4 separate regions of the Homo sapiens genome follow, and all the other regions are linked to region 3. Evidence: chromatin contacts called from ENCODE Hi-C or POLR2A ChIA-PET data. All regions are on one chromosome and are shown on one strand. Each heading gives the region's core, a stretch centred on a gene start or an enhancer-like site at or near the end of the contact. The rest is flanking DNA. Distances are from core to core; before and after follow the strand shown. Region 1 holds the start of NEDD1 (NEDD1 gamma-tubulin ring complex targeting factor). Region 2 has its middle 6.4 kb from the start of LINC02452. Region 3 overlaps CFAP54 (cilia and flagella associated protein 54). Region 4 has its middle 50 kb from the start of LINC02452.

Region 1 (6,959 bases), core at 1,917-4,416, 410 kb after region 3:
GTTAAACCAATCTTGGATTTCTCGAAGAAATCTCACTTGATTATAATCCTTTTTATAAATTACTGGATTTACTTTGCATATATATGTGTATCTATATAATTTTGTCTCCATGCATAAGGGATATGAATTATGGATATTTCTTATAATGTCTTTTTCTGGTTTAGTATCAGAGTAATACTGCCTCTAAAAAATGGGTTTAGCAAATATTCTCTTCTTTTCTGTTTTCCTAAAATGTTGAATTATTTCTTCATGTGTTTGATAGAATTCAACAGTAAAGCCATCTGATCCTGGGGTTCCTTTGTGAGATGGCTTTCTTAATTTTGAATTCAATTTTTATGGTACATATAGGGCTATCATATTATCTATTGCTTCTTGTGTCAGTTTTAATACTTGTCTTTCAAGGTATTCATTTGTTTTAGTTGTGACCAAATTTATTGACATGGAGTTGTTTATCCTATTCCCTTATTTTTGTAAATATCCTTTGGATTTGTATTGATGGCTTCTCTTTCAATCTTGATATTGGTAATTTGTGTTTTCTCTTTCTTATTGGTAAGTCTAGCTAGAGATTTCTCAATTTTATTAATCATTTCAAAAATCAGCTTTTGGTTTCATTGATTTTTCTCTATTGTTCATCTTTGTTCAATTTCATTGTTCTGTACTGTAATCTTTGTGTTTAATTTGTTCTCTAAGTTTCTTAAGAGAGAGCATAGATCATTGATTTTGGACTTTTCTTTTTTTCAGAATATAAACACTGATTTCATAATATAAGCACTGATTTAGCTGTTTCCATGAATTTTTATTGTATTTTACTTATCACTCGGTTCAAATATTTTCTGTTATTATTAATATTTGTGATTTGATTTTTTCCTTCACCTATGGGTTATTAGAAGTAAGGTTGTTTTATTTCACGTTTGGGGCTTTTCTAGATGTGTTATTGTTTTTTATTTATATTTAATACTGTTGTGATCAGAGAGTATTGTCTGTAAGATTTATTCTGTTAAAAATCAATTGACTTGTTTTATAGCCCAATATATGCTCCATTTTCATGTGTATTTGAAAAGAATGTTTATCCTGCAGTAGTTGGCTATAGTGTTCTATAAATGTCAGTTAAAATAGTTGATAAGTGTACAGATCTTCCACATCTTTTCTGATTTGTTTTTCTTATCTGGATGTTCTATGAATTACTGAGAAAATTCTGTCAGTCTCCAACAATGACTATGGGTATGCTTTTTTCCTCCTTTAGCTTTGATACTTATTCTTCATATATTTCAAAATTCTCTTACGTTCACCTATACACTTAAAATTGATAATGGCTTGTGGTTATTTACCATTTTATCATTATGAAATATTTCTCTTTGTCTCTAGAAATATTCTTTGTTGTGATGGCTACTTTTGGAAATCTGTATATGTTTATATAATTCATATATTAGCAAGGCTTCTAACATTTGGCATCTATTGTTCGTTAAACTATTATACAGAACTGAGGAAACAGTGTATACATAGGCACAGAGGCACGGACAAAAATGACAGGACTGTTTCAGGGCCAGTAAGATTTGATGAGGCCGCAGCATCAGTGAGGACAGAGGAATGGAGGTTTCCATTTGGCCCTATACGCTGTGTTATGGCTCTTGACTGTATAGCATAAAGGTCTGGGACAGTCTTTGCAGTCTCATGGTCCCAGGTTTAACTTCTGAATCTACCATTTATTAAACTTGTAACCTTGGACAAGTTACTTAACCTCTATTTCCTCATATGTAAAATGGGGACAAATAATAGCACATACTTCATGTGTTTTTAGAAAGATGAAATTATATATATATTGCATACATACACATTACGTCTATATACACAAATACAGTGCTTAGTAAAGTGTTCAATAAATATCTATTTTTATATGTATAACTAGTATTATATCATATAATATGTATATATTATATTACATGTATTATTATATATATTTTCATATAGTCTAGTCTCAATTTTCCTGCTGGCTTCAATTTTCAGAGATTTAATTAATTGCCCTTTTTGTTTGAAGTTTTCTTTTCTCCATTTGCTCCCATTCTCCCTGCCCCCACTCCCTTACCGTACTTTCTTAGTTCCCAACTTTCTGGGCCTCCTCCCTGCCCAAATTGGATTTCATAGCCTCAAGAACTGCAGACTGTACAATTAAGGTAGTTGCTGCTTGCTATCTTTCTCCTTTTGCCACTCCCCCATGAACCTCAGTAACTTGGCTACGATTTCAATTTCTGCTCTGAAAAAATGCACTTATTAGAATTTTCCAATTATCTGCAATATGAATGCAGATAACTGGGGCTGATGTACCTAGTTCAGAAACACACCCCATGTAGTTGTGATGAAAGAATAACACTTTTTGCAGAAGAAATGCTCTATATTTATGATAAATATTCTTAGCAAAAATTGTCAGTAGAGCTATAAAAGGACCTTTGGAAGGGGCACTTGAAAACTCGGCTCAGCAACTTCCTTTTCCACCTTGAAGTATCCCCTTCAAAAGAATTCCCAAACAGATGATGTTTGATGTTCCGGACCTCGCAGCATGATGCGAAAGAAAGATCATGGGTTTTGAAGTAGGTTAGTGCAGACGCCTACTCTTTGGGTTATTTCTCAGCCTGAGCGCGTTTCCTGGCTTGTAAATCGCATGTAGGAATCCTTTCCTAAATCCACATCCACAATAGTTTCCCTTATTATGGGTCTTCGTGCATCTTATACCTTTCATTATCATAGTTTCACTTTCCATTTAAGCATCTAATAACGTCAGCTTCCTATAGTGCATTGTAAGCTCCACAAGGCCAAGGACCACGAGAATTCACTGTACCCCTGTATCCCCAGGCTAAACCATCACTGTACACTCAAGAGTCTAGCACAGTGCCTGGCACACAGTAAACAGCAAGTGAATGACAAGCAGTTGGCAGTGGCCGGAGCTCCGTCGCTGGGGCGTGGAGAGGGCCGCCCCGGCCCGCAGTTCCCGCCCTGACACTGGGATAACTTCCCCCGCGGCTGCCCAGCGCCGCCCTGACCAGACCCTCTGTACCCCGACTTCTGTCCGGCCAGAAGCCACAGCCGCACGCAGCGCCTCGCCCCGTGACGTCACTCGGGGCGGGACTTCCGGCCGCCGAAGTTTAACAGTCCAGGCGGGAGCCGGAAGCCCAGCGCGGAGCCGGCCGCGGCCCCCTGTTGTGTTGCTGCGGAGAGGTGAGGTTCCGGAGGCCCTGAGGTCAGCGGGCCCCCGCCCGCCGCGTCCGCGCACCCTCCCGATCCTAAGACCCGCTCCGTCCCCCTCAGAGGGCGGGGCGGCGGTCCTTGGGCTTTGCGCGCCCGGAGCGGTTGCTGGGCGGGGGCGCGGCGGCGCGCTGGGCTGGGAAGTGTCCGGGGAGGCGCGGGCCGGGGTCGCGCACCTCCCGGAGCCTTGTGGGGTGTGCTGCCTCCGAAAAGTTTGCCTCGTCTCCACAAGTCTGTCTCCTTTTTTGTCAACCTCAAGTACTTTTCTTTTGGCAGGTACTTGGATGCATTTTACAGGTTAGCCTCACTTGAGCTGTTGTCCTGCAAGTAAAGTGTATTTTTGGTGATTGAAAGTTGGAGAACTTTCATTTCAGCTGAGTGGTGTAGTTGAATTGGTTCCTGTAGCCGCTGTCCCTAAACCCAGGCCGACGTTACCGCCTTGTGTCCTGACTGCTAGCTTTCGACGGGACCGTCTTTGAGGGACTCATGTAAAGTCTCTCCCTTAATGCTCAGTTCTTAGAAGACCGAGGTAGGTGGGCAGATGGTCCTCTTCCCCGCCCCGCTTTAAGAGCCGAAAACAAACATTAAATCACCCGGCGAGTTGTGTTTCCTAAGTTGGAGCAGGTCGTTTGAACCCAGTTTTTCTGAGCCCAGGCCTCAGTGATCTACCCACTACACCCCGCAGCTCACCAGGCCTGGTTACGATGCAGTTAGACACAGCTTGCAGTTGTGGTTTACAGGGCTTAGAGCTCGCTTTTCCAGCAATTCATTAGTTGTTCCTTGACTTGGGAACCAAGGGGGCACGTGTTACACATGTTTAAGGCTCCAAATCCAAACATTGTGTTACATCTCTGCAGGTGACTTTAATGGCTTTTAGTAGCACTGTATCGGATGAATGGAGCATAAGGAAGCACATGAGTGAATTACATTAACTTTTTGTCTCGAGAATGAAACGTTTCTATAATTCTGTCTTTAACTTGTCCTCTGAAATGGCTTATACTAGACGTAGGTGTGCTGTTGTATTGGTGACTCGGGGACCTGCCTGTGACATCACTAATGCTGTGCAGTAGTCTTGCACTTTCCATACTAGGAAGGTGTGGGAGGTATAATTCTGTGCCCTCTCCCTTTCCTTTTCTCCCATGTACTTTTGAGCATCTTTTTTTCTCACTTATCGTTCATTACTACCTGTTGCTCTTTAAAGTGCCTGTCTAGAGCAGCTTCTTTGCCTTCTGTTTTCTAGACTTCCTTGGTTTGTGAAATCACCTTGTTAGAATTACGTGTTTCAGCTGTATGCTCTGAATAAATGATTGAAGGCATCGTAGTCCAAGTATTGGTATAGGGACTTAGTGGCGTCTCATTTGACCATATTGCTAATTTTAGAGTTTTGGAAAAACTGGTGTGACTGGATTCTGACCTGCAGAAATGCTAGTTTATCATACTTTTTTTAAAAATTAGGAAGTTACTTATTAGTAGTTATTTGTTGTGAAACTGCTGTGTGCCAGGAATGTTTCAAGACTCTGGTGTGGGGAGACAGACATTATAAGAACAAATAAAAATTTCAGATAGTGGCTGGGCACGGTGGCTCACGCCTGTGGTCCCAACACTTTGGGAGGCTGAGGCGGGCAGATCACCTGAGGTCAGGAGTTCGAGACCAGCCTGACCAACATGGAGAAACCCCGTCTCTACTAAAAATACAAAATTAGCCGGGTGTGGTGGTGCATGCCGGTAATCCCAGCTACTCGGGAGGCTGAGGCAGGAGAATCACTTGAACCTGGAAGGCGGAGGTTGTGGTGAGCCGAGATCACACCATTGCACTCCAGCCTGGACAACAAGAGTGAAACTCCGTCTCAAAAAAAAAAAAAAAAAATTCAGATATTAGGAAGTGCTATGAAAAAAATGAAATCAGGTATTGGGATATAGGGTAAACTGCTAAGTCCCTTACCAGGTAAGGAAGGGACTGCGTTAGCCAGGGTGGTCAGGAAAGGCCTTTCATAGGAGGAAACATTTGAGCTAAGACCTGAATGATGAGAAGGAGATGACCATGGGAATCTGGGGAGAACATCTTAGGCACAGGGAGCAGCAAATGAAAAGACACTGAGGTGAGAATGACTTTGCCTTTGCATGAGGCAGAGAGAAGGCCAGTGAAAAGAAAGAGGAGAGTTACATGGGGGCCAGGACATGTAAGGCAGGCTAAGGAGGCTGGATTTCATTATCATTACTGTGAGGAGCCATTGGAAGGGTCAGCTAAGAGAATGCGACCTGGCTTATGTTTTAGGAAAATCACTTCAACTGCTTTGGTGACTGCACTGTTTGGAACAAAAATGAATGAGTTAGAGCCACTTGTTTTAGATTAGATTTTGACCTTTTTTTGAGTATGTCTATTCTTAAATGTTTTTAAAATACATTGTTTTAAACTATTTGTAGGCGCAGTCATGCAGGAAAACCTCAGATTTGCTTCATCAGGAGATGATATTAAAATATGGGATGCTTCATCTATGACATTGGTGGATAAATTCAACCCACACACATCACCACATGGAATCAGCTCAATATGTTGGAGCAGCAATAGTATCCTTTAAAAAAAAAAAACACACACACACACACACAAACCGCTTATTAGGTTAAACAACCACTGTCAATGAAACTTTTGCATGTGCCTCATACTGAGTAATGTGTTTTGCATTGCTACCAAGGATAGATAACGTAAAATAGTAATTTACAAAACAATATATCATATGAATGCACTCTGATTTTATCTGTTGCGTTCATTTAAAAAAAATTTAGTTACAACCCACTTCATTTGAAAACACTGCTATTAAAAAAAGTATATTCTGTCTACACCATAGAATTAGTTATCAAAAATTTCTTATTGAACCAAATGGAATAAGGTTGGTAGTTGTGGAAATAATTCCAAAAGGTTTTGGAATGAGTTTTTGCATCTACATTTGGGTATTTGTGGATCTGAACTGAAAATTAAAGACAGAACTTGAAGGCAGAAGCAAGTTGGGGAGGAGATAAAAAATTGCCCAATATCTCCATCTTACTAATGTACTCTCCATATCTTCCTTCCTCTCTGTGTGTGTGATGAAAATTACATTTCCTAAACAGACATAGTAAAGTTACCTAGATTGAACTTTTCTAAGCTTTTTATGTTTCTGATTGACACCTTCCCTGTCTTGGTGAGCTCCTCAATGTGGATAAAATAAAATGAGGGAGTGAAGACTGTAAACTAGGGTTTCTGAACCCTGTGCTATTGACTTTTTGGGGCAGAAAATTTGTTGTGGACCTTTCCTGTATGTTGTACCACGTGGAGGTTTATTGGTCTTCACCCGTTAGGTACCAATAGCCTCTAGTTGTGACAACCCAAAACGTTTCCAGAATTGCCTGAATCACTCCCAGTAGAGAACCACTGCTGTGACCACAGTGCTCCTATCACCTTTTATGTGAAAATGTTTTATGTAATTGGTATGTTAGAAATTTTCTTTTGTGAAACTCATACGCTATTTCTTAACAAATTAAGATTTAACATTTATCTGATTTTTATCAACACCAAAGTATTCTACTTTCTGATAAAAAAATCAAAGCTTTAAAATGTGACTGGTTCAGGAACAAAAATATTAAAAGTTTTATATGACTTACTATTCTTGCATGTATATAACAAGAAGGACAAATTTTCTTACTGAATTAAATTTACCTCCTTATCATTCCTTGATTTTGCAGTA
Region 2 (6,642 bases), core at 280-2,779, 320 kb before region 3:
TCCAGCAAAAGGAGATTTGTCTGTCCAATCTAGCTATGGCCTGGGAGCCTAATAGACTCCCAAGGGACCAGAAGATGAAATGGAATCTCCTTTCCTGTTAGGGAGATTCATAGAACTAAGGCAGCTGTGGCCAGCCTTGGAAATAGGGCTTTGGTATTCTGTTCCTAAAGCCATATCAGTCTAAAGAATGGCTCTGACAAGTGGAGTGGCTCAAAAGACTGGCTCTGTCACTAGGTTTGGGTAAAGAAGAAAGAGGCTGCAGGTAGAAAATGTCCTTGAAGGTGTGAAAACATTGGACTGACAAGCAGGAGGCATAGGTTCCCATTCTGGATGTGCCACTAACTCTATGAACTTGACCAAGGCACTTAACTTATTTGTGTATCAGACTCCTCATTTCAAGAATGATAGGCCTGGACAGGCGTGGTGGCTCACACCTGTAATCCTAGCACTTTAGGAGGCCAAGGCAGATGAATTATTTGAGCCTGGGAGTTCAAGAACAGCCTGGCCAGCATGGCAAAACCCTGTCTCCACAAAAAATACAAAAATTAGCCAGGCATGGTGGTGTGCACCTGTAGTCCCGGATACTTGTGGGCACATGAGATGGGGGGATTGCTTGAGCCTAGAAGGTCAAGGCTGCAGTGAGCTGTGTTCATGCCACTGCACACTGGCCTAGGAGACAGAGTAAGACCTTGTCTCAAAAAAAAAGAATGAGAGGACTGCATGAGCATCAAGGTCTTGGCAGTAGGTTGACTATAAAGAGGGCCACAACTTCTCCCATCGCTGCATGTTTGCTCCCTTTGCGGCATACTTTTGCTTTTTCTCCTATTAAGAAGTAGAATCTATTTCCTGTCTCCTTGAATCTGGGCTAGCCCTGTAACTTGCTTTGACCTACAGATTGTAGTAGAAGTAACATTATGTTTGAGTCTGAGCATTAAGAGATCTTGCAGCTTCCACTGTCATTCCTGCAATGATGCTGTACCCATGTGAACAAGCCTAAACTAGCTTCCTTAAGGATGAAAGATAATGTGGAAAGAGAGGCTCAGCCAACAGCCAGCACCAACCACCAGACATGTGAGTGAGGCCATCTCAGATCATCCAACCCCAGTTGAGTTGCCAGATGACCATAGTCACATGTGTGATTCCTGTAAGACCAGCAGAAGAACCGCTTAGCTGAACTCAACCAAATCACAGACCCATAGAGTTGTGAGCAAATAATATGGTTTCTGCTTTAACCCATTAAGTGGTGATTTGTTACATAGGAATAGGTAACTGATACAGCCCCTTTTATATCTGGTACTCTAGAAACTGATTTTATTACTTTTAAGGTATCAGGCTATATGATCTTTTAGTTGGATAGTAGGGTTTGCTGCAGATAACTGGAACAAAGGTTAAGTGACTGTTTCATTTCCTCCCCTCCTACCTCCAGCTTTGACTTTGAAGGCCTTCTCCTTGCAGTGCTGTTATGTGTGGACTTACTAGAGCTAGAGCTCTGCTGCCTTCCCACCCTGTCAGGACTTGGCTTGGAGTACACTGAGAAAACAAGAAGTGGCTTGCGTGACTCAGTGGTCCTTCCTACTGAGTCATTGAGTTTTCAGTTTCCACTCTCTGCTGGTTCCAGGGGATGTTCATTTGTTCATTTAGTCAGTATCTCTGAGCAGCTGTGGTGAGCATGAGGAAGGGTGTGGTGAGGGGAAGGTCTGGCTTGGAGTGAATGGGTGTCAAGGATCTGAGTAGTAGTTTTGCTCAGAGAGGGGCAAACCCACTGCTCCCTTCTAAGCTTTCCTGTAGCATCTCACACACACACTTCTGGGCTTCCTCAGAGGCGGCTCATTCTTAAGGCACAGAATTTCAGAGCTGAGGGAACTTTTAAGGCCAAGTTAGTCCAATCATTTTTTTAAAAATATGTATGAAAAAACTAAGTTCTGAGAAGTTAAAGAACAGAGGTAGCTTGTGGTAAAATTAGGCCCAGAATTCAGACCTATTAGCTCCAAATTTGGAGCTCTTTTTTTTTTCTTTTCTTTTTTTTTTAGATGGAGTCTCGCACTGCACACCTAGGCTGGAGTGCAGTGGCATGATCTCAGCTCACTGCAACCTCCACCTCCCAGGTTCAAGTGATTCCACTGCCTCAGCCTCCCAAGTAGCTGGGACTACAGGCACATGCTGCCACTCCCAGCTAATTTTCGCATTTTTAGTAGAGACAGGGTCTCAGCATGTTGGCCAGGCTGGTCTTGAACTCCTGGCCTCAGGTGATCTGCCCACCTTGGCCTACCAAAGTGTTGGAATTACAGGCGTGAGCCACTGCACCTGGCCTGGAGTTCTTTCTATTGCATTAAAAGACTCCATCAGGCCAGTCATGGGGCTTACACCTGTTATCTCAGCACTTTGGGAGTCTGAGGCAGGAGGATCGCTTGAGTCCAAAGTTTGAGACCAACCTGGGCAACATAGTAAAACCTCCTCTCTATAAAAAAAAAAATAAAAAAAATTAGCCAGAAATGGTGGCACAGCTGCTTGGGAGGCTGAGGTGAGAGGCTCGCTTGAGCCTGGGAGGTCATGGCTGCAGTGAGCCATGTTTGTGCCACTGCACTCCAGCCTGGGCAACTGAGTGAGACCCTGTCTCAAAAGGAAAAACAAAAACAAAAACAAAAACAAAACTCCCTCCAGGGCCCACACCGTCCTTCCTCCTACTAGTCCTTCCCAGCTTTGTATTTCAGGCATGCAACTAGTTTCCTCTTCTGGTTCAAAGTACAGATATAACCTGAGGAATCTTTCCTTAGATAAATTCCAACCACCAAATGATAGTAGGAATAATAACAACAATATACATTCAAAAAATATTTATCGGCCGGACATGATGGCTCATGCCTGTAATCCTAGCACTTTGAGGCCTAGGCGGGTGGATCACCTGAGGTCAAGAGTTCGAGACCAGCCTGGCCAACATGGTGAAACCCCATCTCTACTAAAAATATGAAAAGTTAGTGGGGCATAGTGGCGTGTGCCTGTAATCCCAGCTACTCGGGAGGCTGAGACAGGGGAATCACTGGAACCCAGGAGGCAGAGGCTGCAGTGAGATGAGATTGTGCCACTGCACTCCAGCCTGGGTGACAAAGCGAGACTCCGTCTCAAAAAAAAAAAAAAAAAAAGAAAAAAAAATTATCAAGCCCCTATTATTTGCCAGGCTCTACCTTAGCTTTTGGCAGAAGAGGAGAGACAAGGAATGAACCTGTGGAGAATATATCTTCTTGAGGAAGGTGGGGCAGACAACACACAAGGAAACAAGATAACCAGAGGTTGCTGTTATAATAAGTAAACAGGAGGATGGGATAGAGATGACTGGGCTGAGGAATGTATGATGAGGAAAGGCCTCTGGAGAAATGACATTTGAGCCGAGCCCCTACTGGCGAGGAACCAATCACTTTTCAAGAAAGGAAGAGCTGGCCGGCCGCGGCAGCTCACGCCTGTAATCTCAGCACTTTGTGAGGCTGAGGCGGGTGGATTACCTGAGGTCAGGAGTTTGAGACCAGCCTGGCCAACCTAGTGAAACCACGTCTCTATTAAAAATACAAAAATTAGTTGGGTGCGGTGGCGGGCACCTGTAATCCCAGCTACTTGGAAGGCTGAGGCAGGAGAATGGCATGAACCCAGGAGGCGGAGGTTGCAGTGAGCCGAGATGGTGCCATTGCACTACAGCCTGGGTGACAGAGCGAGACTCCGTCTCAAAAAAAAAAAAAAAAGAAAAGGAAAAAAAAAGAAAGGAAGAGCTCAAAGGCCCTGGACAAGAACAAACTTATCTTCAACAGGGGAGGCATGTGCTCTCCCTACTATGTATTTGAATGGGCGCATGGAGGGTTCTAAGTGATATGACAGCTTTACATTCTTGAAAATATCAATCAGCTGCTTGGATAGAAAATGGATGTTGAGGGTTGAGAGTGAAATTGAGAAGGTGGTTTATTGAATACCAACTACATGTGGGGTATTTTGTATGATTCAGCTCTACTCCTCTCAACACTCCAAAGTGGATCTTTTATGCCCGTTGTTTTATGAACAAGGAAGTGGAAACTAGAAGGGATCAAGGAACTCGCCCAAGACCAAAGAGCCGAGTCTGAACCTAAGACCATCTGACCCTTCCCCATGTAGCTCACAGCCTCCCTAAGATGATCATCCCACCCCTGTGCTAATACATTTTCTGTTTATCATCATTTTTTTTTAGATGGAATCTTGCTCTGTTACCCAGGCTGGAGTGCAGCGGCACAATCTTGGGTCACTGCAACCTCTGCCTCCCAGGTTCAAGCGATTCTCCTGCCTCAGCCTCCCAAGTAGCTGGGATTACAAGCATGTGCCACCACACCTGACTAATTTTTGTACTTTTAGTAGAGATAGGGTTTTACTATGTTGACCAGGCTGGTCTTGAGCTCCTGGCCTCGAGTAATCCACATGCCTCAGCCTCCCAAAGTGCTGGCATTACAGGTGTGAGCCACCGTGCCCAGCCTATCATCATATTTTGAATCATGACATTTTATATCTGAAAGCTATAGATTAGCAGTTCCTTGAAGGCAAGATTCATGTCTACTAATCTTGCCTGTGGCACGGTCCCTTACACATAGTAGGTGCTAAGGCAATATGTGATGAATGCATGAATGAATAAGTGAATGGGTTTCAGTCATGAGAGATTTTCTGAACCACCCCTTGCCTCGGGCCTACTATTTTCAAGAGAGTAGGTGAAGTGTTTTTCCCAAAATCACACGGCAGGGTTTGAACAAGAGCCTAAGATAGTGAATCTGTGCTTCTCTTCATCATACCACTCTGCTCCAAATTATATGTTTAAGGCAGATTTCTTGTTTCCATGTTAGTTTGGTAAACTCAAAGTCAGGCATGGTGTCTATTTTGTACCACGTCATGTTGGTTGTATGTGGAGCCTACAGGGAGGTTCAACCTGGGGGCTTGGAAGCAAGTTTTCTCTCTGAAAATGAAATTAAACAAATTGAGTCTGTATGTGATGGGAAAAAACAGATGCCTTTTAGGTCTCCTGGAATAGCTACTTCACTGGAGTTTAATTTCTGAAGAAAGAACATTTGGATAGAATAGGCATGGTCAGGAAAGAAGGACAAAGAGAAAGGCCATCTTCGGCTTAATTGTCCGACAGAATGAAAAATGGGGGGTGGGAGCTTTCTGCTTTTCAGAGAGGACCCTCTCAGATGGGGCAGGACCGGTTGGTTCATTAAGCCTCATTATAGTCTGAAAGAAACAGCCCTTAAGATGCTCACCTCAAGGTGCTTTCATTGTTGATCATTGTATTAGTCCATTTTCATGCTGCTGATAAAGACATACCTGAGACTGGGTAAATGATAAAGAAAAAGAGATTTAATGGACTCACAGTTCCACGTGGCTGAAGAGGCCTCAGAATCATGGCAGAAGGTGAAAGGCACATCTTACATGGCAGCAGGCAAGAGAAAATGAGAGCCAAGTGAAAGGGGTTTCCCCTTATAAGACCGTCAGATCTCATGAGACTTATACATTACCACGAGAACAGCATGGGGAAAATCGCTTCCATGATTCAATTATCTCCCACCTGGTTCCTCCCATAACATGTGGGAATTATGAGAACTACAATTCAAGATGAGATTTGGGTGGGGACACAGACAAACCATGTCAATCATGAAGGAACAAATTCTCCAAGGTTAGGCTGGGTTCCTGGTTACCTTGGAGGATCCTCTGAACAGGACAGGAGCTGCAGGCATTTCAGTCACTTTGAGAAAGAAACGTTTTCCTTTTACTCCGGAGTGAATTCACTTGCAGATGTTCTAAGAAAATTGTGTCACTGGCTGGGCGCGGTGGCTCACACCTGTAATCTCAGCACTTTGGGAGGCCAAGGCTGGTGGATCACGAGATCAGGAGATCAAGACCATCCTGGCCAACATGGTGAAACCCCGTCTCTACTAAAAATACAAAAATTAGCTGGGTGTGGTGAAGCGTGCCTGTAATCCCAGCTATTCAGGAGGCTGAGGCAGGAGAATCGCTTGAACCAGGGAGTTGGAAGTTGCAGGGAGCTGAGATTGAGCCACTGCAATCCAGCCTGGTGACAGAGTGAGACTCTGTCTCAAAAAAATAAAAAAGAAAGAAAACTGTGTCACCAAGAATCTGGTCTTCCTTGGGTGGGCCTTCTCAAAGTTGAGAAAGGCTCAGGTCTCTGCCGTGTTTGGTGTATATCAAAAATTGAACAAGTGCTAAAAGATGGTTTTAAAATTTGTGATGTATTTTCAGTGTTTATCTTGAACCAATGGATGCATTTAACATGCAAAATGCAATGTGATATTATTGTGCTAGTGACAATATAATTGCAGGACCTACAAAAATATTAGTGAATTTCAAGCAGTGTGATTGGAGGATGGTATGTAAGTTTAAAGATGTGTGATGAAAGCCTTCTAGTAATAGTCTTATTTAAATTTATTTATTTTATTATTTTTTTCTGTGGCATGATCACAGCTCACTGCAGCCTTCACACCCCAAGCTGAAGCGATCCTCCCAGATAGATACTCCCTCAGGCTCCCGAGTAGCTGAGACTACAGGCATGCACCACCATGCCTGGTTAGTTTTTTGTTTTTTGTAGAGATGAATCTTGCTATGCTGCCCAGGCTGGTCCTCATC
Region 3 (6,966 bases), core at 2,275-4,774:
CAATATACGCCTTCAAGATAATTATAGCTATGCCTTGATGTACTGCACATGAAAACGTTGAGGATAGTTTCCTTTAAATCAACAGAGTAATAAATTTCGTTACACTGTTGGCCTACCTGCATGTAGACCTAACTTAGCTTGGCTTTTTACGTAGATAAGACCCCTATATAAGAAGAGTTTAAAACAAAGATAGTGTGTTCATCTTCCTGCTTTCTGAGGTTGCCCAACTCTGTAACTGAGTAGCTTTCAATGAATGATCTCTTCCCACTGCACTCTGTGACTTGTCTTGAATTCCTTCCTGTGCGAGATCCAAGAGCCCTCTCTTGTGGTCTAGATCAAAACCCCTTTTCTGGCAACAAACTGATCTTTGGCAAGTGAGCAAAGTCAATTCAGTGGAGAACAGTGTCTTCAATAAATGATCCTGGAACAACTGGATATCCACATGCCAAAAAATGAATCTAGGGGGTCTGGATCAAAACCCCTTTTCTGGCAACAAACTGATCTTCGGCAAGTGAGCAAAGTCAATTCAGTGGAGAACAGTGTCTTCAATAAATGGTCCTGGAACAACTGGATATCCACATGCCAAAAAATGAATCTAGACACAGACTGTACGCCCTTCACAAAAATTAACTCAAAATGGATCACCTACCTAAATGTAAAATGCAGTATTATGAAACTCCTGGCCGGGCACCGTGGCTCACGCCTGTAATCCCAGCACCTGGGGAGGCCTAGGCAGGTGGATCACAAGGTCAAGAGATTGAGACCATCCTGGTCAACATGGTGAAAACCCATCTCTATTAAAAATACAAAAATTAGCTGGGCGTGGTGGTGCGTGCCTGTAGTCCCAGCTACTCGGGAGGCTGAGGCAGGAGAATCACTTGAATCCAGGAGGCAGAGGTTGCAGTGAGCTGAGATGGCACCACTGCACTCAAGCCTGGTGACAGAGTGAGACTCCATCTCAAAACAAAAAATAAAAAATAAACTCCTAGTAGATAACATAGGAGAGAATCTAGGTGACCTTGGGTTTGGTGATGAGTTTGAATATACATTACCAAGGCATGATCCATGAAAGAAAGAATTGTTAAGTTGGACTTCATTAAAATGAAAAATTTCTGCTCTATGAAAGATACTGTCAAGGGAATGAAAGGATAAGCCACAAACTGGGAGAAAATATTTGCAGAAGACATATTTGATAAAGGACTGTTGTCCAAAATATACGAAGAACTCTGAAAACTCAGCAATAACAACAACCTGATTTTACTTTTTTAAATATTTTTATTTATTTATTTATTTACTAATTTTTTTGAGATGGAGTCTTGCTCTTTTGCCCAGGCTGGAGTGCAGTGGCCTGATCTCAGCTCACTGCAATCTCCACCTCATGAGTTCAAATGATTCTCCTCCTGAGTAGCAGGGACTACAGATGTGCGCCACCATGCCTGGCTAATTTTTGTATTTTTAGTAGAGACGGGGTTTCACCATGTTCACCATGTTGGACAGGCTGGTCTCAAACTCCTGACCTCAAGTGATCCACCTTTCTTGGCCTCCCGAAGTGCTGGGATTACAGGCATGAGCCACTGTGCCTGGCCAACAACCTGATCTTAAAAATGGGCCAAAGACCTTAACAGACACCTCACCAAAGAAGACATACAGATGGCAAATAAACATATGAAAATATGCTCCACATCATATGTAATCAGGGGAATGCAAATTAAAGCAACAATAAGATACCCTACATGCCTATTAGGAAGGCTAAAATCTAGAACACCGACAACACCAAATGCCGGTAAGGATGTGGAGCAATGAAGTCTCTCATTGATTGCTGGTGGGAATGCAAAATAGTACAGCCACTTTGGAGGACAGGTGGTTTTTTACAAAATTAAACATATTCTTACCATAACATTCACCCCTTGTGCTCCTTGGTATTTACCCAAAGGAATTGAAAACTTATGTCCATATAAAAACCTGCACATCGGGCTGGGAGCGGTGGCTCATGCCTGTAATACTAGCACTTTGGGTGGCCTAGGCGGGTGGATTACCTGAGGTCAGGAGTTTGAGACCAGCCTGGCCCACATGGTGAAACCCTGTCTCTACTAAAAATACAACAATCAGCCAGGCATGGTGGTGCACGCCTGTAATCCCAGCTACTCGGGAGGCTGAGGAAGGAGAATTGCTTGAACCCCAGAGGTGGAGGTTGCAGTGAGCCAAGATCGTGCCACTGCACTCCAGCCTGTGTGACAGGAGCAAGACTCCATCTCAAAAACAAAACAAAACAAAACAAAACAAAACAAAACAAAAAAAACCGTGCGCATCAGTATTTCTAGCAGCCTTATTCATAATTGCCAAAACTTGTAAGCAACCAAGATGTCATTCAGCATGTGCGTGGATAAATAAACTGTAATGCATCCAGACAATGGGATATTATTCAGTGCTAAAAAGAAATGAGCTATCAAGCCATGAAAAGACATGGAGGAAACTTAGATGCATATTGCTAAGTGAAAGAAGCCAATCTGAAAAGGCTTCCTACTATATGATTCCAACTATGACATTTTGGAAAAGGCATGACTATGGAGACAGTAAAAATATCAGTGGTTAACAGAGATTAAGCGGGAAAGGAGGGATGAATAAGTGGAGCACGGAGGATTTTTAGGATAGTGAATCTACTCTCTGATATTTTCACAGTGGATAGACATTATATACATTTGTCCAAACTCATGGAATGGATGACACCAACAGTGAACCCTAAACTATGGACTTTGGGTGATAATGATGTGTCAATGTAGGTTCATCACAACAAAGGTACCATTCTAGTGGAGATGTTGATAATGGGGAGGGCTGTGCATGTTTGGGGGCACAGGGTATATATGGGAAATCTCAGAATCTTCTGCTCAATTCTGTTGTGAACTTAAAATTGCTCTATGAAGTAAAGTATCTAAAAAAAATATGTAAAGGGCTGCAATCAATGCTTGGTACATAGGAAGCAATAATTTTAACTGTAATTACATTTATTATTAATAATTGGACATTAACAATAAGGCACATTGGAAAGGCTTTAGCATAAGGTAAGTTTTAAAGGATTGCTTGCAAATTAATTGGGGTTTCCTGCAGACTTTGACAATGTCGTTTTATTTTATGATTTTTACAGTGCCACTTCTTTGTTTAATATCTGGACTAAATACGCCCCCAGGCTGCCAGCAGACTATTACAACGAAAAGCTTCTGAAGGTTGGAGATAGCCTTTGTCAAATGAAAGTAAGTGCCTCTGCAGGAAAGAGCCAAAAAGAAGTTCATTTGGCTAATTATTATTACAGTATTTAGTCTGATACCCTTCCTATTTTACATGTTTTGATTTTTCTCTTAGAAAAAAATAAATGAGTACATAAAAATTTTAATAAGGCACAGTAACCAAAAAAGTGTTGCTTTTTAATTTTGTAGTTGAGATTTCCCAGAGGTGAGACATTCCTGAACAGCCAGGCAGCTGGCTGTGGATGGGCAGGAGGGTGGCCGGGTTAACAGAGGGTGTGGTAGGCACACAACAGGAAATGCTGAATCATCGTGTTCCTACCTTATACAAAGGAGCCCAGACACCACTTCCTGTTGTTTTTCATATGGCTGGCCTTGCCCAGTGGTCAACCTTCAGGGCTCTTGGCCTTGCAGCTCTGTTGCTTGCTTCAGTGCCCTGTTTATTAAACTCTTTCAACTCTTTCTTAATGTTTTGCTGTATGTAATTATAACAGTCATTCCATACATACCCTGTTTCTTGCTCAGTATTGTATTCCAGAATGAGTTTGTGTCCTTCTTTTAGTTCTACCTGAATGTCTAGGGCTTGGAATGCTGTGGACCGGTGGACTTGGTTTGCTGAGACCACAGCATGGCTGGGTTTTCCATTAATGATCATGTGAGTTTCCCCCTTAAACTCTGGCCTAGGTCCAGATTATTCTAAGTTATGTGAACGTCAGACAATGGGATCTTAGGCCAGCCGTGGGCAGTGTTCAGTGTTTTCTCAATCTTCAGTTTCTCAACTTCATTTTTCCCCTCTCTGTTTTCTGGACTTTAATCCTCTTGGTCTGGGAGACAAATTTACCAAATAGAGGATATGAGTGGTGGAACTTCATAATGAAGAACTAAGATCTATTTTCTTCTGCCAAAACTAGAGAATAACCATAGTTCCACATAAATGGACCATGGGTCTTAGAAACTTGAAAATACAGGGCTTGGTAAGCTACAGAAAAGAAACCTGGGTGAGATTCAACTTGGAAGCTTTATTCATGTAAGTGGAATAAGAGTTTTGACAAGAATTACAAGATAGCCCCCTTTCCATCCTTACACTTTTCAGTATAAGAAGCTGGTAATACAAATAAAAAGCACAGTGTAGGGTTGTTTGAGAAATGTCTGTGTGGGTGGAGTGGATATTAGTGGAGGGAGGAGAGAGGTGTATGTTAGAAGCTGATAAAGCAAGTTAAAGATGGCTGGTAGCTAAGGATTCAGAATGTTTTAGATAGAAAGGCCTAGATAGGATATTTTAATATTTAATTAAAGGAACAAAGAAAAAGTTTTATCTACTTTTCACTGAAGGGAATGTTGGCCAGGCTGGGCATGGTGGCTCACACCTGTAATCCCAGAACTTTGGTAGGCTGAGGAGGGCAGATTGCTTGCTTGAGCCCAGGAGTTTGAGACAAGCCTGGGTAACATGGCGAAACACTGTCCCTAAAAAAAAAAAAAAAAAAAAAAAGGTATTTATAATTCTGAAAATGAACTTGTTACTTTGGTTTCTAGGCTCTATTTTTATTTTAGTTGTAGTAAAGATCATCTTGTGGAAAATTTTTTTTAAACCTAGATTTGAATTTATTATATGACTCAAGTTAGAGCAGAAAAGATTCAGGATTAGTGAGCAAAAACAAATCTTTAATAGAAATTTAAACAAAACAGTGTTTGACTGAAGATGCCTCCCAAGGGGCTAGGTAACTGGACAGCCAGTTCAACCTTGGGCAGTTGCTTTTCCTGGGGATGAAGTTGTGGGGGAGGGAGCTGAGGAAGGGTTGCAAGTGACTCATTTTGAAAGCACTGCTTATGTCCCCTGCCCTGAAACCCTCCAGGTAACTGAGCCCTGTGGGTTACAGAAATGGGGCATCTGATTCTGTAATGGGAACATAAGCATGAATTTGAATGAATAAAAATCCCACTGCTCAGATGCTTTTTATTTGTCCTGATGCAGCTTTAGAGTGTTGACAGATGAAAGAGAGGCAAGTAGCTCACCTCACTCTGCAGTTTTTTCTTTTATTTTCTCTTCTTTGGTTCCCTCTTTCTTCCTCTCTTCCTTCCTCTCTCCCTCCCTCTCCCTTCCTTTCCTTCCTCTCTCCCTCCCTTCCTTTCTCTCTCTCTCTTTCTTTCTTTCTCTTTCTTTCTTTCTCTCTCTCTCCTTCCTTCCTTCTTTCTCGCTTTCTCTCTCTCCTCTTTCTTTCTTTCCCTCCCTCCCTTTATTTTTTCCTTCCTCCTTCCCTCCCTTTCTTTCTCTTTCTTCCTTTCCTTTCCTTTTTTTTCCTTCCTTTCTTTCTCTCTCTCTCTTTCACTTCCTTTCTTCCCCCTTCCTTTCCTTTCCCCTTCTCTTCCCTTTTCTTTTCCTTTCCTTTCCCTTCCCCTTCTTTCCCTTCCTTCCTTCCTGCCTTCCTCCCTCCCTCTCTCCCTTCCCTCCTTCCTTCCTTTCCCTTCCTCCCTTCCTCTCTCCCTCCCTCCCTCCCTCCCTTCCTTCTTTCCTTCCTTCCTTTGTTTCTCTCTCGCTCGCTCGCTCTTCGTTTCTTTTCTTTTTCGAGCCTATGAGGTATCAGAGAAGCAAGACTACTCATCCACCTCTCTAGGTATGTGGGTTACCATGATCTGATGATGCTGAATTTTGGAACCTGGGTTTTGAGTATTTGTAGGTATTACCATGCACAGTGCCATAGTAAATATTCTCATCCTTGTGGTCATGATGGTCCCATCTCACATAGGCTCATTGTGAGGAGAATTAGATGAAATAATGCACATACATTGTATAGTGCAGTGTCTCTCACATACTATGTTTTTGGAAAATGGAGCCAGTAGTAATGGTATAATTGTAATAATCAACCTTGATACTATTAGGAATAATATGAATATTACCTAATAATGATAAGCTAAATGATATTTTGGAACTTTAATCAAGTACTCCTTTTGTTTCAGGAATACAAACTGGCCCTTTTACAATGCTATGGAAGATATCTTCAGCAGTTCAATACCAATTTTGATGAGAATAAAGTGGATGTAACTCAATTCAAAGCTACCTTTTTCCCAAAAGGCTTTAAAGATAAAACTGCTGGACTTACAGTAAGATGAAAGAGCAGCTGAAATAGCTACAATTTATGATTAGCTATACAATGTATCTTTTAGTTGACAGCTTCTAAATGTCTTGTTGGCTTAGCATAGCATCTAGCTGTGTGCTATAAGTTGCTTAATAAATACTTTCAGTGCTGGATAAGAAAGTGAACTTATCAAGCTTTGTAAGGATGCTTTGGAGATTAAGTCACTGCAGTCACTCATTCATGTAGCAGTTGTTATTTAATAACTAATACTTGTAGAGTGCATTTAGTTTATAAAGTGCTTTGGAAAACAAATTTGATAAAGTAATTTTATGAGTTACATACTATTATCCCTATTTTACAGAAGAGAAAAATAAAGCTTATCACATAGTATAAAAAAGCGACTCAAGATTAAACATAAATCTATTGATATAAAATATTTATACTTTATTTCTAGTATACCAGTATTTTGTTAATTACTACCATTGATTCACTGGTTGAGCAGTTTTCATGTGCTGAGTACTCTTCTAAATACATTGTATGAATTATCATCTTGCAGCCTCATTAAAGTCCTAAGAGGTGCCTCTTTTACAGGTTAGGAAATGGAAGTTTATTAGCCCACTTAAAGCAATGGGCAGGGTTGGTGTTTGAACCCT
Region 4 (7,428 bases), core at 813-3,312, 380 kb before region 3:
CCCATTTAATTTTTTTAACCCACTTAATATTTACAATAGCTCTATGAAGAACACATTATTCAGGTGTAAAAACTGAGGCACAGAGAAGTGATTTGCCAAAGGCCACATAGCTAGTAAGTGGTCACACTGTGGAGGTTCAGTACAGCAGGTCTGGCTTTAGAGTCCATGGTTAACTATACTTTGATGTTGTCTATTCTAATATAATCTATTACATTGTTTAAATGGGGGAATAGAAAGTGATGTGGCTAAGAATGCCAAGACAGTTCAATGGGGGAAAGAATAGTCCTTCACAAAAGGATCTGGGACAATTGGATATCCACATGTGAAAGAATGAAGTTGGACCCTTATCTCATATCATATTCACACATTAACTCAAAACAAATCATAGACCTCCATGTGAAAACCAAAATTATAAAATTCTTAGAAGAAAATATAGGAGTAAGTTTCCATAACGTTGGGTTAAGCAAAGCTTTCTTAGGTATGACATCAAAAACATACACAACAGAAGAAAAAATGGATAATTGGACTTAATAAAAATTAGAAATGTTTGCGTCAGTGGACACCATCAAAAGTGAAAGGACAACCCACAGAATGGGAGAAAATACTTGCAAATCATATGTCCGATAAGGGTCTACTCTCCACGATATATAAAGAACTCATGACTCAACGACAAAAAGAAAACAACCCGATTTAAAAATGGGTCAATAGGCCAGGCGCGGTGGCTCATGCCTGTAATCCATGCACTTTGGGAGGCCGAGCCAGGTGGATCACTTGAGGTCAAGAGTTCAAGACCAGCTTGGCCAACATGGTGAAACCCCACCTCTACTTAAAATACAAAAATTAACTGGGCGTGGTAGTGGGCAGCTGTAGTCTCAGCTACTTGGGAGGCTGAGGCAGGAGAACCACTTGAACCCGGGAAGCAGAGGTTGCAGTGAGCCAAGATCGTGCTGCTGCACTCTAGCCTGGCAACAGAGCAAGACTCTGTCTCAAAAAAAAGAAGAAAAAAAATGGATTAAGGATCTGAACAAATATTTCGAGAAAGATACACAAAATGTCCAATAAGCACAACAAAAGATGTATAACGAGGGAAATTCAAATAAAAACCACAAGGAGATACCATTTCACACCCGCTAGAATGACTATTTTTAAAAAGACAAATAATAATTGTTGATGAGGGTGTAGAGAAGTTGGAACCCTGATACTCTGTATTGCTAGTGGGAATATAAAATGGTTTAACCACCCTGGAAAAGAGTCTGTCTGTCCTCAAAATGTTAACCATAGAGTTATCACAGGATCCAGCAGTTCTTATCCTAGGTGTTTACCTAAGAGAATTGAAGACATGTCTACACAAAAACTTACACACAAGTGTTCACGCAACATCATTCATAATAGCCAAAACATGGAAAAAATCCAAATGTCCATCAATTGATAAATGGATAAATAAAGTGTGGAATACCAATACAATGGAATATCATTCAGCCAAATGAATAAAATTCGGATATATGCTACAATATGAATGAGCCTCAGAAATACTATGCTAAGTAAGAGAAGCCAGGCACAAAAGCCTGTATATGGTATTGCATTTAGAAGGAATATACGAATAAGCAAATCTATAAAGATAGAAAATAGATTAGTGGTAGCCTAGGGCTTGGGGTTGAGGAGTGTTGGGTAAATAAGAAGGATGTTAATGGGTACAGAGTTTCTTTTCAGTGATGAAAATGTTCTAAAATTTATTGTGCTGGTTGCACAACTCTGTAAATATACTAAAAATCATTGAATTGCATACTTTACATGGGTGATATTGTATGGTATGTGAATGATACCTCAATAAAGCTGTTATAAAGAAAAAGATGGAAGAGGAGGGGTGGGGAGGAGAGGGAAGGGAGAAAGGCAGAGAGACAAAAGGGGGAGGGAGGGAAGGAAAGAAGGAAGGGAGGGAGAGAGGAAGGGAGAAAGTTAGGCAGACAAAAGGGGGAGGGAGGGAGGGAGAGAGGCTAAAGCGCAGACTGGCCTGGGACTGGGTTGTGGGGGATGTGTGGTTAGCAGAAGCAGAAGCAGTGGCCACACTGTGGGAGGTCTCCTAGGCCGCAGTATAGAGTGTGCCTTTTGTTGTCATGGCCATGGGCAGCCACTGGAGGATTTTAAGCAGAAGTGTGATATGATCTTATTATAAACAGCTCTGGCCCTTCTGTGGAGACTGGGCTGGGGGTAGGGGCAAGCCTTGTCTGGGGAACTCTTAAGTATCACAAAGGTTCACATGAGAGATTCTGTGTCTTGTACTCGGTCACAGCAGTGAGGAATGACATGTCATGGTCCACAAGCAGGCTCCATCCTTCTCTTCACCTTTGACCCATCCTCAACTCCTCCCCACCCCCTCCAGCTTCATTTCCAAGGGAAGGGGATTACACTAGCCAAGATCATCTTTAAAATTCAGCCTATTTCCTTTGCTGGGTTTAGAAATGGAACTGCCTTACTCCATTCAACATCTCATGTGGTGGAGCAGAGAAGCATGAAAGGGGCATGTGGGAGATAAGACAGTGACTTTCCCAGACCACAGTCAGTGCACCCAATGCAACTAGACTGTAGCCAACTGAGGTTTTGAGGCCAGAAAGGCCAAAAGTGAAAGCTCTTTTCTTGACCTTTCAGTTACCGTTAGGAAGTAACTGCACATTCATGATATTTGGAAAGAGAGCTGCAAGGAATCAAAAGGAAACACCACATTCACTTTCATTACCCCCTGGAGATGAATCACTAATCCTTGTGCAAGGCACCCGGACCTGTGCATCAACTGATTCTCCACGGATGCTGGAGTTCCTGCTTCTGGGGGCCGATTAATGACATTGCCCAGAAAGTGTCACTCAACATGGCCAGTCAGTGTTCAGCTAAAACACTAACAAAAAAGTGTTCTCACTGAAGTGGGTGTAAACTCTCTCCTGGGGGAAAATTCAGCTGTTGTGGGTGTCACGGCTTACCCAATTTCAGAGAGGCTCCTTAAGGAAAAGAGTACAAAATTACAAGTACAAGCTTAGGTATGAAATGAGTATTGACAAATTTTTAAAAAGCTGACAAATACCACAAACACCACAAAATCCATTAAAATAACATAATATTTTCTCTGCTAATTAACTACCTGAGTCACCTCAAGAACACTGTTTTTTCCTACAGTTTTGACTGCATTCCGTCTTACCTGTTCACATAACAACAATGTTGTAAAATAGTTATTTTAGAGAATAGAAAGGTAATCCTGGCTTTCCTCTTGCATGTTTTTTTTTTCTCCTAATGTTGATTTTTTATTTTTATTTTTATTCTTTTTTTTTTTTTTGAGACTGAGTTTTGCTCTTGTTGCCCAGGCCGGAGCGCAGTGGTGCGATCTCGGCTCACTGCAACCTCCGCCTCCCGTGTTCAAGTGATCCTCCTGCCTCAGCCTCCCGAATAGCTGAGATTACAGGTTCTCACCACCATGCCTGGCTAATTTTTCGTATTTTTAGTAGAGACGGGGTTTCACCATGTTGGTCAGGCTGGTCTTGAACTCCTGACCTCAGGTGATCCACCCGCCTTGGCCTCCCAAAGTGCTGGGATTACAGGCGTAAGCCACCTTGCCTGGCCAATGTTGGTAGTTTAGAAAAGTTTCTTTGTGCTTCAGAATTCTTTGTTGGCAATGCTCCTCCTCCAACATCCTCTATGGTTTCTTGCTCAGTGTATTTTGTTTAGAGACAGGGTCTCGTTCTGTGGCCCAGGCTGGAGTACAGTGGCATGATCATAGCTCCCTGCAGCTTCAAACTCCTGGGCTCAAGAGATCCTCCCGCCTCAGCCTCCAGAGTAGTTGGGGCTACAAGCATGCACCACCACACCCGGCCAATCAAACAGTGTCTTTGACAGCAGCCGGTCCAGCTCAGCCAGCTCCTTGCCACTCCATGTTCCGGCTAGTCCTGGGGTGGCCATGAAACCTGGCTGTAGTAGCCTCTGAGCAGGGAACAGAGCGGCATCTCGTTCAAACCTTCCTTCTTAGGATCAGAGATAGCACTAGAAGCCTCCTGGAGGTCCACCAACAGCAGGTGGGCACTGGGTGGCTGTGCATATGATGCAAAAAGCCTATCCACCCTGCCTGCAGCCCCAGGACTGGCCCCATGGTCTTTGCAATCCTGGCAGGGAATGCTTGGAGCTTTAGAATGGGCCCAACCAAATGAAAGGCCGTGAAGGTTAAACTTCATTCACTACTCAGTAAATCCACTTCTCCAAGCCCCCACTGCCATGAGCAGAGATGACTGTGGCCATCAGAGAGGAGGATAAATTACAGCCTTGTCCACAGCAAGGAGAAGCCAGAGGTGATGGCTCCAGTGAGACAGACAGCTATATCTAAACTTCTATTGCTATTGTTCAAACTTCCTTTAGAAATCAATTTACAAAGAGACGATGCTGTACTATTTCAGATACTACCTGGAGGATGCACATAAACCAAGATTAGGATTCGTTAATAAGGCATTCCAGGCAAAAGTAGACCTTTTTTTCCCCTTTTTGAATTTTAGAGCCAGGGCTTTGCTGGATCACCCAGGCTGGAGTGCAGTGGTGCAATCATAGCTCATTGTAACTTTAAACTCCTGGGCCAAGTGATCCTTTTGCCTCAGCCTTCTGAGTAGCTGGGATTTCGAGTGCACACCACCATGCCCAGCTAATGCTTTTGGTTTTTGCAGAGACAGTGTCTTGCTATTTTGCCCAGGCTGGTCTTGAACTCCTAGGCTCAAGTGATCCTCCTGCCTTGGCCTCCCAAAGTGTGGGATTACAGGCATGAATCATCATGCCCAGCCAGAAGTAAACATTTTTGACTAGATGTCTTGAATAAGACCACGTCTGATACGTACAAATAGATCAAGAAAAGTCTAGAATTATTCCATTAGCCACATTTCTATAGCATCATTACTGGCTAATTAGTGTAACTAATAATAATAGTAGTAGTTAATATTTATTCAGTGCTTGGTATGTGCCAGGCACTAATGTCTGGTTCTAAGCGTCTTACCTGTATGATCTCAGGTCATCCTCATGGTCCCTGCTTTGTACAGATGGGGCAACCTGGACACTCAGAGGTTAAGTAACTTGCCCCTGGTCATTTAGCTGGTCTGTCTGGTTCCAGAACTTGTGCTCTTTGCCACCTCACTGGAGGTTCATTATCATTCACTCTATAGCCTTTAGAACATTCTATATAAAAAATAAAATGGGCCCAGCGTGGTGGCTCATGCCTGTAATCCCAGCACTTTGGGAGGCCAAGGCAGGCAGATCATGAGGTCAAGAGATCGAGACCATCCTGGCTAACACGGTGAAATCCTATCTCTACTAAAAATACAAAAAATTAGCCGGGCATGGTGGTGGGCGCCTGTAGTCCCAGCTACTCGGGAGGCTGAGGCAGTGAGCTGAGATTGTGCCACTGCACTCCATCCTGGGTGACAGAGCGACACTCTGTCTCAAAAAAATAAAATGAGTTGTATATACTTCACATTGCAGAGTGTGGGATGAGTTCTTTACAACCAGTTCTGCAGTGATCCTCTAAATCCCTAGTTAATAAATCTCTCAAGTGTTTGTATGAGTGTGTGTATTGTCTGTCTGTCTGTCTGTGTATCTATCTATCTATCTATCTATCTATCTATCTATCTGGAACAACATATATTTTTTCTACTGTATGAAAAAACACCTAAATTAGGGCCAGGCACAGTGGCTCATGCCTGTAGTCCCAGCATTTTGGGAGGCTAAGGTGGGAGGATGACTTGAGCCCAGAGTTAAAGACCAGCCTGGGCAACATGGCAAGACCCCCGTCTCTACAAAAAATAAATTTTTTAAAAAAAGGAAAAAACATGTAAATTACTAAAGTTAAGGTTCCAGTGCCCAAAGCGTTAGGATATTAGTTAGGATACTAGTTTGGCTACTGTTGGAAAGGTCAGAATAACAGTAGCTTAAACAAGTGGAAGTTTATCTTCTGTCCTGTAATTCAGTCAGAGCATCAACAGTCCAAGGCTAATGCGGGGGCTCCACAATCACGGAAATTCAAATTTCTTCCACCTTGATTTTCCATTATCCTCAACAGAAGTCTTCCACCTCATGGTTGAAGATTGCTGCTCCAGGTCCTGCCATCATAGCTGTATCCCAGCCTGCAGAAAGGGGAGAAGGAAGAAGTGAGGGTGTTATCCTTTTCCTTTAAGGTCATGGACCAGAAGTGGTACTTATCACTTTTGCCCAGATCACGTCGCCTACATCAGTTCAAATGTATTTCTAACCTCAACCAAGTGCAAGGGAGGCTAGAAAATAGTTTTTAGTGGAACAGTCATGGATCTGGCTAAGATTCAGAGGCTATGTTATTAAACGAAGAAGTGAAGATCAGCTGTTAGGGGATAACCTGCTCTATTGCCACTGGGACAAAATCAAGTAAAAAGACCTTGTGTAGAATTCTGCCTTGATAAGGCTTATTGCTCTTTGAATGTGAGCCATTTTGTATCCACATTAAAAATTTTACAATTTTCTATGCCTTTTAAGAACACAAGGGATCTAGTGGTTATTGGTGTTTACAATATGAACATTTGCAGGGGAACATTGTTTAACAAAGAAGCTAAACACTTAATGGATGATGATGCCAATCTATGCTCCAGTTCCCACTTAGGTTGTCCACATAAAAAAGTTAAAATCGATGCACAAGAGAGTCCCAGGAAGCACACAAGCTTGATGCCCCTGCAGCATAGGACATAAGGTTTTAATGGATTTAGTCCTTTTTGATCAGCAATTCAGCAAATTCACTTGAATATGGAATAGATTGATTTCTGTACAATGCTAGAAACAGCAGGATCACATCTTTTGCAACCCCCCACCTGCCACATTCAAACTCAGATGTTTGGCTTCAACATTTATACGATAATATATTCTTGATACAAAGAGCACACTCTTGGAGCAAATTGAAAGCCTGGAACTATTTCTTTTTTTTTTTTTTTTTTTTTGGAGATGGAGTCTCACCCTGTCATCCAGGCTGGAGTGCAGTGGTGCGATCTCGGCTCACTGCAAGCTCCACCTCCCGGGTTCACACCATTCTCCTGCCTCAGCCTCCCAAGTAGCTGAGACTACAGGCACCCGCTGCCATGCCCGGCTAATTTTTTGTATATTTAGTAGAGATGGGGTTTCAGCATGTTAGGATGGTCTCGATCTCCTGACCTCGTGATCCACCCACCCCAGCCTCCCAAAGGCCTGGAACTATTTCTTCACCTTTTTTACTCTGGTCTGAATGACTGGTTCAGATTACATCAGAGTGAGTATCAGTCAATTTTTGCACTGCTATAAAGAACTACCTGAGACTGGGTAATTTATAAAGAAAAGAGGTTTAATCAGCTCACAGTTCTGCAGGCTGTCCAGGCTTCTGCTTCTGGGGAGGCCTCATGAAACTTACAATCATGGTGG

What was found. Hi-C counts contacts between places; a loop is a spot of excess contacts on that map. ChIA-PET counts read pairs that join two places held with the same protein, here RNA polymerase II (POLR2A). Pooled maps may share reads with other maps.
Region 1: a pooled map shows a loop between it and region 3 (2.6-fold over the local background). The contact joins the promoter of NEDD1 here to the enhancer-like site in region 3. A Hi-C loop is called at or near these places in 1 of 168 maps with a recorded cell type or tissue (CD8-positive, alpha-beta T cell) and 5 of 50 pooled maps. POLR2A ChIA-PET finds 5 or more read pairs at or near these places in 1 of 52 experiments (naive thymus-derived CD4-positive, alpha-beta T cell).
Region 2: a loop to region 3 is called in a pooled map, with 4 times the contacts of the local background. The contact joins two enhancer-like sites. A Hi-C loop is called at or near these places in 4 of 50 pooled maps. POLR2A ChIA-PET finds 5 or more read pairs at or near these places in 4 of 52 experiments (activated CD4-positive, alpha-beta T cell, activated T-cell and activated naive CD8-positive, alpha-beta T cell).
Region 4: a loop to region 3 is called in a pooled map, with 2.6 times the contacts of the local background. The contact joins two enhancer-like sites. A Hi-C loop is called at or near these places in 1 of 168 maps with a recorded cell type or tissue (endothelial cell of umbilical vein), 1 of 37 single-sample maps with no recorded cell type and 10 of 50 pooled maps. POLR2A ChIA-PET finds 5 or more read pairs at or near these places in 5 of 52 experiments (CD4-positive, alpha-beta T cell, PC-9, Panc1 and 2 more).

The regions. Positions count from the first base shown.
Region 1 is chr12:96,904,091-96,911,049 of GRCh38, forward strand. It overlaps NEDD1 (NEDD1 gamma-tubulin ring complex targeting factor), which reads left to right and starts at 3,167. Exons shown (of 16, transcript NM_152905.4): 1 at 3,167-3,210; 2 at 3,514-3,766; 3 at 5,662-5,805. The coding sequence starts at 5,670. RefSeq lists a silencer at 3,200-3,479 and enhancers at 3,720-3,809, 3,850-3,989.
Region 2 is chr12:96,175,607-96,182,248 of GRCh38, forward strand. No RefSeq gene overlaps it. Among named protein-coding and RNA genes, the nearest start is that of LINC02452, 6.4 kb to the left of the region's middle. Within about 2 kb of position 1,530, at least 4 of the 41 ENCODE cell types and tissues checked have a DNase peak (open chromatin) inside an H3K27ac peak, as active enhancers do.
Region 3 is chr12:96,497,692-96,504,657 of GRCh38, forward strand. It overlaps CFAP54 (cilia and flagella associated protein 54), which reads left to right. Exons shown (of 68, transcript NM_001306084.2): 2 at 3,143-3,248; 3 at 6,195-6,338. Among named protein-coding and RNA genes, the nearest start is that of CFAP54, 12 kb to the left of the region's middle. RefSeq lists an enhancer at 2,958-4,157. Within about 2 kb of position 3,525, at least 26 of the 41 ENCODE cell types and tissues checked have a DNase peak (open chromatin) inside an H3K27ac peak, as active enhancers do; they include CD8-positive, alpha-beta T cell, where a contact is called at or near this core.
Region 4 is chr12:96,118,814-96,126,241 of GRCh38, forward strand. No RefSeq gene overlaps it. Among named protein-coding and RNA genes, the nearest start is that of LINC02452, 50 kb to the right of the region's middle. Within about 2 kb of position 2,063, at least 3 of the 41 ENCODE cell types and tissues checked have a DNase peak (open chromatin) inside an H3K27ac peak, as active enhancers do.